2 separate regions of the Homo sapiens genome follow, and region 2 is linked to region 1. A link is an interaction called in ENCODE POLR2A ChIA-PET data of the cell type or tissue named here. Cell type or tissue: Panc1. All regions are shown on one strand.

Region 1 (5,000 bases):
GTTGCAGTGAGCAGAGAGAGCACCATTTCACTCCAGCCTGGGCAATAGAGTGAGACTCTGCCTCAAAAAAAAAAAAAAAAAAATCTTATTACTATTAATGCAATTGTGATGTTTTTGCAATCCCAAAAATGCATTTGTTCTGCTAACACTGTCATGATCTATCATTGAACTGATGCATATCTGAATTATCTCTGAAATCCTCACTGTGTCTAGTACATAGTAAGCATTCAACAAATGTTTACCAAATTATTATTAATATTAGTAATTATTAATCATTATCTTTTTGTGTGTGTGTAAGACAGAGTCTCCCTCTGTCACCCAGGCTGGAGTGGAGTGGCATCATCTCAGCTCCTGCAACCTCCATCTCCTGGGTTCAAGCAATTCTCCTGCCTCAGCCTCCCAAGGAGCTGGGATTACAGGCGCCCACCACCACACCTGGCTAAGTTTTTGTATTTTTAGTAGAGGCAGGTTTTCACCATGTTGGCCAGGCTGGTCTCGAACTCCTGACCTCAGATGATCCGCCACCTTGGCCTCCCAAAGTGCCGGGATTACAGGCGTGAGCCACCATGACCGGCCTCAAATCATTATTTTTTAGTGGCCAACAGAGAGCAGTAAAATAGAGACAGGGGTTAATTCCCTAAAGAAATATAAACTAGCCGGGTGCGGTGGCTCACGCCTGTAATCCCAGCACTTTGGGAGGCCGAGGCAGGCGGATCACACGGTCAGGAGTTCGAGACCAACCTGGCCAATATGGGGAAAGCCCATCTCTACTAAAAATACAAAAATTAGCTAGGCATGGTGGCTGTAGTCCCAGCTACTCTGGAGGCTGAAGCAGGACAATTGCTTGAACCCAGGAGGTGGAAGTTGCAGTAGGCCGAGATAATGCCACTGTACTCCAGCCTGGGTGACAGAGCGGGACTCTGTTTCCAAAAAAAAAAAAAAAAAGAAAGAAATATAAATTATAAATGAGGCAAATAACCTAGATAATAGTTTACAATTAAGCTAAAATAAGTCATTGCTAATCAACATACTTAACTAAAACAGGTTTTTGTTTTGTTTTTGAGACTGAGTCTCGCTCAGCCACCCAGGCTAGAGTGCAGTGGCGTGATCTCGACTCACTGCAACCATGGTCTCCCGGGTTCAAATGAGTCTCCCGTCTCCCCCATAACTAGGATTACAGGCACCCGCCATCATGCCTGGCTAATTTTTGTATTTTAGTAGAGACGGGGTTTCCCCTTGGCCAAGCTGGTCTTGAACTGACCTCAGGTGATCCGCCCGCCTCAGCCTCCCAAAGTGCTAGGATTATAGGCATGAGCCACCCCACCCAGCCAAACCTTGTGTATTTTATTAAAGTCTCATAAAATGTAGCTGTCAAATTGGTACAGCCTTTTCAAAGGATTATTTGGGCAATATCTTTTTAATGGACTATCGGGCAATCTTTTTTTTTTTTTTTTTTTTTGAGATGGAGTTTAGCTCTTGTTGCCCAGGCTGGAGCGCGATGGCATGGTCTTGGCTCACTGCAACCTCCGCCTCCTGGGTTCCAGTGATTCTCCTGCCTCAGCCTCCCAAGTAGCTGGGATTACAGGCGCCCACCACCATGCCCGGCTAACTTTTTTTTGTATTTTTAGTAGAAACCGGATTTCACCATGTTGGCCAGGCTGGTCTCGAACTCCTGACCTCAGGTGATCCACCCACTCTGGCCTCCCAAAGTCCTGGGATTATAGCTGTTTCCTAATCCAGGACAAAATTATGCTGGCGGGTAAGAATAAAGGTCTAACTCCTAACTTGACTCCAAGTAATTAGAGGAAAGGACAGCTTACAGTAGCCATAGGTTTCCATGGAGTACACACTATCTACCTGTACACCATAGACGTAAATGCTAATTACAGCAACAAAAAGGGCCACCCTTATCCTGAGAATGGACTCCTGAAGTTTACAGTCTTAAAGTCTAAAGATTATTGGCCAGGCGCGATGGATCACGCCTGTAATCCCAGCACTTTGGGGGGCTGAGGCAGGTGGATCACAAGGTCAGGAGTTCAAGACCAGCCTGGTCAAGATGGTGAAACCCCATCTCTACTAAAAATACAAAAAAATTAGCCGGGCGTGGTGGTGGGCGCCTGTAATTCCAGCCACTCGGGAGGCTGAGGCAGAGAACTGCTTGAACCTGGGAGGCAGAGGTTGCAGTGAGCCAAGATCACACCACTGCACTCCAGCCTGGGTGACAGAGCAAGACTCGTCTGGAAAAAAAAAAAAAAAGATTACCTTGCAATCAACTCTTTGGTGCATTTCTTACAAAATACAACAACAAAACAGGCTGGGCATGGTCACTCATGCCTATAATCCCAGCACTTTAGGAGGCCAAGGTGGGAGGATCACTTGAGCCCAGGAGTTCGAGACCAGCCTAGGCAACATTGTGAAACCTCCATGTCACAAAAAAGTTTAAAAGGTTAGTGTAGTTGGCCGGGTACTGTGGCTCACACCTGTAATCCCAACACTTTGGGAGGCTGAGGCAGGCGGATCACGAGGTCAGGAGATCGAGACCAACCTGGCTAACATGGTGAAACCCCCATCCCTACTAAAAAATACAAAAAATTAGCCGGGCGTGGTGGGGGGCGCCTGTAGTCCCAGCTACAGGGAGGCTGAGGCAGGAGAATGGCGTGAACCTGGGAGGTGGAGCTTGCAGTGAGCTGAGATCGCACCACCGCACTCCAGCCTGGGCGACAGAGGGAGACTCTGTCTCAAAAAAAAAAAAAAAGAAAGAAAAAAGGATAGCGTAGTTGTCACACTCATTGTCCCAGCTACTCAGGAGGCTGAGGTGGAAGGACTGCTTGAGCCTGGGAGATGGAAGCTGCAGTGAGCTATGATTACCACTGCCACTGCACTCCAGAGTGGGCAACAAAGCAAGACCTTGTCTCAAAAAACAAAAAACAAACAAACAGAAAACAGCAGTTTGAGATACCAAGTAATACAGTAATAATTAACATATTAAGAAGAAAATTTTCACTAAAAGATTGCCAACAAGACTTCTTAGAAGCACATCATGACGTAGAATGGTTGATATAAGTGTTTATTACCAGGCGTGGTAGCTCACGCCTGTAATCCCAGCACTTTGGGAGGCTGAGACCATTCTGGCTAACATGGTGAAACCCCATCTCTACTAAAAATACAAAAAATTACCCGGGCGTGGTAGCGGGCATCTGTAGTCCCAGCTACTCGGGAGGCTGAGGCAGGAGAATGGCGTGAACCTGGGAGGCGGAGCTTGCAGTGAGCCGAGATCACGCCACTGCACTCCAGCCTGGGGGAGAGAGCGAGACTCCGTCTCAAAAAAAAAAAAAAAAAAAAGAGAGCGTTTATTAAGCATACATCCCCAGATAAACTGATTTTTTTTCTGGTAGCAATAGGGAGAAATCACTTCGCAAAAATGTAAGTATTTAAAAAAAAAAAAAAAAAGATTGGCCGGGCACGGTGGCTCATACTTGTAATCCCAGCACTCTGGGAGGCCGAGGAGGGTAGATCATCTGAGGTCAGGAGTTCGAGACCAGCCTGACCAACATGAAGAAACCCCGTCGCTACTAAAAATACAAAATTAGCCAGGCGTGGTGGCTCATGCCTGTAATTCCAGCTACTCGGGAGGCTAAGGCAGGAGAATGGCTTGAACCCAGAAGGCGGAGGTTGCGGTGAGCCGAGATGGCGCCACTGCACTCCAGCCTGGGCAACAAGAGTGAAACGCTGTCTCAAAAAAAAAAAAAAAAAAAAGATTAGTGGGCGCATCCCTGGGAGAGTAAGCAAGTTATGTATTCGGCTTTTGTGGGCAATCAATCATTCTGGTAACACAAACATAAGGCAAAGTAGACCCAGATTTCTATATATTTTCCTCTAAAGTACTTTTAAGTTACAATTTCAGACTTAAAGAGAAAGGTTCCAAGCTCAGTCTTGTCCTTTTTTAAAGCTGCAAGTATTATAATTTAAAACTCTGAAATGTATTCACTTAAACACGTTCCTGTCACTATTAACAACAACGCTCCATTATCCACTTTTGGTACTGTCTCCAGATGATTTTTAATCCCTGCCTGACTTCTCCCTACCAACAAGTACTTGGATACCATCTTTACCCCGCCTGCCCCCACTACTTGGTTGTGCCTAGGGAATTATAATTACAGCAATCCCGCCTTTAGAACATCCTCAGAGCACAAAGCTTCTTTGTATAATGGTGGAGGGAGGGTGCCCTCCAGGCTCCACAGAAAAGAGTGGGTGGTAGCAACAGAGGAAGAGGAACTGGAGCCACTATGGTGGCCCTCAGTTCTAGTTCAATATCGTTTGTGGGAATTTACTTGTAATGACCAGCCAGGGTTCTGTTGAGCTTCTGCATCTCCTCCCATGTGGGGGTGGAGAGAAGCAGGGCTTATCTTGGCAGATGGGCACAATCACCATGCCCAGAAGACCAGGGAGCAGAAGGAAGCAAGAAATTTGGGAGAAAAGCAAGCAATAACTGTCTTGAATTGCACCCCTCTATGCGATTCTCAAGACCTTAAGTGAGGAAGTTTTGACAACAAAAGCTATCATCCTAATTAACCAGTGGTTGGTATTGGCATTACTGGCACTCAGTAGATGCTCAAAGATGTATTGAGGTGGCAATAAAAATCTACATAGGAAGACAAATCTATAAAAAAAAAAGTTTTAATAAGATAGCACAAAAGCCAAATGAAAAATACTTTTTATTAATTATGAGTCCCAGCCGGGCATAGTGGCTCATTCCTGTAGTAATCCTAGCACTTAGGGAAGTCAAGGCAGGAGGATTACTTGAGCTCAGGAGTTCAAGACCACCATGGGCAACATAGCAAGACCCTGTCTCTTTAAGTATGAGTTCCAACTTTTCTCTATCTGTAAATGTGAATTTTTATTTTTTTATTTTTTTGAGATGGAGTCTCACTCTGTCGCCCAGGCTGGAGTGCAGTGGCGTGATTTCGGCTTACTGCAAGCTACACCTCCCAGGTTCAAGT
Region 2 (5,000 bases), 180 kb before region 1:
CATTTCCTACAAAATTATAAAATAACCTAGTCAATAAGAAATCAGTTAAATTGCACAACCCTATAAAATCCAAAAATTCCAGAAATTCCAATAGGCAGTAATAACAATTCCATTGAAAGGAAACCTGGTAATCTCCTTTGCCCATTTCCATATCTTGGATAATTTTCTCTGGCAATTCTTACGCATTTAGGATGTGGTCTAGGAGGAAGCCTTGGAATTTTCTCACTCTGGATTGTGGAACCACAAAGTCAGCCTGGAGCTGCCTACATCTGGACACCTAGGCTCCTGTCAGAGCCAGTTTATTATTTCCAGTCACTCATTACTGGGATTCTCCTCTCCCTGGGGCGTTATGAAGGTAAGGAGAGGGTTCTTGGGCAGTCAGTTTCAGCATTAACCGTTTTATTCCCACATTTGGCAATAGGGCTTGCCGTCCATTATTTATGGCCTCTGTCTTAATCTGTTCTGTGTTGCTATAACACGATACCACAGACTGGGAAATTTATGAAGAAAATCAATTTATTTCTCACAGTTCTGGAGTCTGGAAGTTCAATATCAAAGTGCCAGCATCTGACAAGGGCCTTCTTGCTGAGACATCCCATGGCAGAAGCCAAAAGAGCAAGAGAGAGCGAGGGCAAGTGAGCAAAAGGAGGCCAAACTCACTTTTAAAACAGCCCACTCTAGAGATAACTAACCCACTCCCTCAAAAATGACATTAATCCATCAGGAGAGCAGAACGCTTATGACCTAATCACCTTATTAGGCCCCACCTCCTAACACTGTTGCATTGGGGATTAAGTTTCCAACACATGAGTTTTGGAGAACACATTCTCAAACCATAGCAGCTTCCTTCCAAAACCTGTCTCAACTGCCCAAAGCCTTTTCCAGACTCTTCTTCTACTTGCAAACCCTCTATTCAAACCAAAGAAACAATTAATATAACCTTAAATTTACAAAACCATGTGGTTTGTTAAACAATCACATACAACCTTTTTTTTTTTTTTTTTTTTTTTGAGACAGAGTCTCGCTCTGTCGCCCAGGCTGGAGTACAGTGGCACAATCTCGGCTCACTGCAACCTCCGCCTCCTGGGTTCAAGCAATTCTCCTGCCTCAGCCTCCTGAGTAGCTGGGATTATAGGCACCCGCCACCATGCCCAGCTAATTTTTGTATTTTTAGTAGAGACGGGGTTTCACCATGTTGGTCAGGCTGGTCTCAAACCCCTGACCTCGTGATCCACCTGCCTCGGCCTCCCAAAGTGCTGGGATTACAGGTGTGAGCCACCGCGCCTGGCCATGCACAACCTTGAAACATCTCTTGTATCACATTTTTAACCTTGTCTATCATTTTTTTGAGTGTTCTTATGTCTTGTGTTTTCAATGAAGTTGCACTTCTAGAATAGATATCAGAAATTTTTCTCCTCTACCACCACCCCATATTAGACGTTAGTTTTTTTTTTTTTTTTTTTTTAGACGGAGTCTCGCTCTGTCACCAGGCTGGAGTGCAGTGGTGCGATCTTGGCTCACTACAACCTCTGCCTCCCGGGTTCAAGCGATTCTCCTGCCTCGGCCTCCCGAGTAGCTGGGACTACAGGCGCCTGCCACCACGCCCGGCTAATTTTTGTATTTTTAGTAGAGACGGGGTATCGCCATATTAGGCAGGCTGGTCTCGAACTCCTGACCTTGTGATTCGCCCTCCTTGGCCTCCCAAAGTGCTGGGATTACAGGTGCGAGCACCACACCCGGCCCTGATTTTTTTATATATATACAGATGGGGGTCTCATTATGTTGGCAAGGGTGGTCTTGAACTCCTGGCTTCAAACAATCCTCCAGCCTTGGTCTCTGAAAGTGCTGGGGTTACAGGCTTGAGCCACCATGCCTGGCGTAGGTGTTAGCTATTTTGTATTAAAGGGCTAGAAAAAACGGCTCAGAAAAAATCTTTGACTTCTCAATACCTTCACAATAGTGTGTAGACACTTAGCAGAGAGTCCAAGCTCCCCCTCAATATCTTCCACCTTCTTGTGCCAGGCCAAATGCTTACCCCCAAACATTTCTTTTTGCATCTCTGTATCTACGCTCCCAACTTGGAATGCTCTTTTACTTTACTTTCAGGGCTTCATTCAAATGCTGCCTCTTCCATGAAGTCTTCCTTGATCCCTCTAATTAGAAGTTACCAAGTGACTTGCCTTGTCCTGTAAAGATCTGCAGTGAGATGACGCAGGACACAGGCATGGAGCCCGAATTCGCTTATTAGTTTTGTGATCTTTGGCAAGTTATTGTAGGAGACCAGCATATGCCAGCACAAAATATGCCTCCTTAGCGTAAGGACTATTTTGAGCTGATGATTTTGAGAAGCTACAGATACAGGAGAAGCTCTGAAAACAGTAGAAATTACCCTTTTGTAAGGGAAATTTAATCCATAAAGGAAGTCTCCATTTGTTTTTGTTTTTTTGTTTTGTTTTTTTTTTGAGACAGAGTCTTTCTCTGTCACCAGGCTGGAGTGCAGTGGCGTGATCTCAGCTCATGGCAATCTCCGCCTCCCGGGTTCAAGCAATCTCCTGCCTCGGCCTCCCAAGTAGCTGGGACTATAGGTGCGTGACACCACACCCAGCTAATTTATGTGTTTTTAGCAGAAATGGGGTTTTACCATGTTGACCAGGCTGGTCTCGAACTAGTGACCTCAGGTGATCCACCCGCCTTGGCCTCCCAAATTGCTGGGATTACAGGCATGAGCCACCACGCTTGATCGGAAGTCTCCATTTGTAAGGGTTGTCTTCCTTTCTGTACCAGGAAAAGCAGGATGATTCTAAATCACTAGGAACTCATCAGTAGAGATGGCTCTGGCTTAAATCTGTGCAGCAAACCTCAGTCTTGTTTACTCTGCTTTTCCTGGCGGCTCCCTCATTATCAGCCTTCTCCACAGCCTTCTTTCTCTGTCCAGCAAATGATAGTATTGAACCCTGAATTCAAAGCCACCTCTTTGAGGTTTACTTCTTTCTCTGTTTATCTCCTATGGATACATAGGAGGTATACATGTTGTTAAACTTCTGGAGTTTTGTTTTGTTTCGAGACAGGATCTTGCTCTGTTGCCCAGGCTGGAGTGTAGTGTCACAATCTCAGCTCACTGCAGCCTCAACCTCCTGGGCTCAGGTGATCCTGTTACCTCAGCCTCCCAAGTAGCTAAGACTAAGTCACCTGCCACTGCCCAGTTAATTTTATTTTGTATTTTTTGTAGAGACAGCAGCATCTCAGCCATGTTGCCAAGGCTGGTCTCAAACTTCTGAGCTCAAGCAATCCTCCCGCCTAGGCCTCCCAAAGTACTGGGATTACAGGTGTGAGCCACTGTGCCCGGCCTGTTTTTCTCTTGTTATGTGTCCTGTGTTACAGAGGTCCATCCTGTCTAAGAACTATGAAGGGCAGAAAAAAAAGTTATTTTTCCCCCTCTTCAATATTAAACCACTCTGTGCCTGAGTTTTCTAAAAAGAGTGCTACCCACTCACATCATAGGGTTTTTGTGACGATTAAATAAATTAATACATGTAAAGCATTTAGAAGATGCCTAAAACATAGTGAGTGCCCAATAAAAGTTAGTTATTATTGTGGCCAGGCATGGTGGCTCACGCCTGTAATCCCAGAACTTTGGGAGGCCTAGGCGGGTGGATTACCTGAGGTTGGGAGTTCAAGACCAGCCTGGCCAACATGGAGAAACCCTGTCTCTACTAAAAATACAAAAAATTGACCAGGAGTGGTGGCACATGCCTGTAATCCCAGCTACTCGGGAGGCTGAGGCAGGAGAATCGCTTGAACCCGGGAGGCGGAGGTTGTGGCGAGCCAAGATCGCGCCATTGCAACTCCAGCCTGGGCAACAACAGCGAAACTCTGTCTCAAAAAAAAAAAAAAAGAGTTATTATTATTCCTTTCAGATGCTCTCATAATTCTTTGCTAGTGCTTCTTTCAGAGTTTTTGTTTGTTTGCTTGCTTGTTTTTGAGACAGAGTCTCATTCTATCACCCAGGCTGCAGTACAGTGGCATGATCTTGGCTCACTACAGCCTCGATTTCCTGGGCTCAAGCAATCCTCCCACCTCAGCCTCCCGAGTAGCTGGGATTATAGACACCCACCACCATGCCTGGCTATTTTTTTTTTAAATGTAATACTGTTTATTTAACTTCAAAAACATTTCAGCATTCTAAACATACAAAAAAAAATGTTGCAAATCGTGTTTAAGTACAGGAGGTTCTTGAACTTTCATTGATGCAGTGGCTCTTCACTTTGCTGACAATGAAGAGTTCTACAGCTTGTTTAAAAACTACCCCACTTTACTCAAAAAAAAAAAAAAAAAAAACTTCTCATGCCAGCTGACCCCGCTTTGTCCACAACTAAGAAGGCAGCAGAATGCTATGTCACTATATACAGAAACAAGACGACCTAAAGCTAAATGGATGCCCACTGCATAGTCAACAGGTCTAGCCTCACAGTGCACGCCCTGAGCTACAGCCCCTCCAAAAGGCATCTTCCCCACAGCCTCAACGCCGAGCAAGGAGCATCAAGAGTTTGTCTCGGTTGTTTTGTTCTTTTTACAAACTATAGAGATATACAGTTGATAACTCAGGATTTCTAGCCAATAACCATATAGTTAACACCACCTTACAAATAAAAAGAAAACGCCAGAAACATCTTTAAATGCCTTGTCACACCAACGGCAAAGTGCACAGAGTGAGGAGAACACGAGAGTGCCTTTTCATTTTAAAAATGTTTGGAAATATGTACAACTTTGGTGCAGTTTCAGGGTGCTCCAGACACCCATGGCCACTTCATGTAAACCACTGACAATTTCTAGAGCACTTTGAGAGACTACAATACGATCGTGATCAAATTTTGTAATTAAACCTAATGAGGGCAACAGACATTAAATAAGAGATGTGTCAGTTACGGCGCTCCCCTACTCTATGTATTCACAAGGAGACAGATAAACAGTTTCTTTGTTCATCCTCCTCGTCCTTCTCC

The links. Peaks named below come from ENCODE experiments on the same cell type or tissue, not always from the same donor. Only the 100,000 strongest peaks of a DNase experiment are listed, where the experiment ranks them.
Region 2: POLR2A ChIA-PET joins it to region 1 with 18 read pairs; 2 of 35 experiments call an interaction of 5 or more read pairs at or near these places.

Annotation. Positions count from the first base shown.
Region 1 is chr9:36,475,082-36,480,081 of GRCh38, forward strand. It overlaps a transcript of RNF38 not described here. Among named protein-coding and RNA genes, the nearest start is that of RNF38, 77 kb to the left of the region's middle. In Panc1, no CTCF peak of the experiment used is centred here; no DNase peak of the experiment used is centred here.
Region 2 is chr9:36,298,549-36,303,548 of GRCh38, forward strand. It overlaps LOC102724322 (a long non-coding RNA gene), which reads left to right. Exons shown (of 5, transcript XR_001746660.2): 3 at 191-355. It also overlaps the pseudogene HMGB3P24. Among named protein-coding and RNA genes, the nearest start is that of GNE, 43 kb to the left of the region's middle. In Panc1, no CTCF peak of the experiment used is centred here; no DNase peak of the experiment used is centred here; H3K27ac peaks cover 2,798 bases.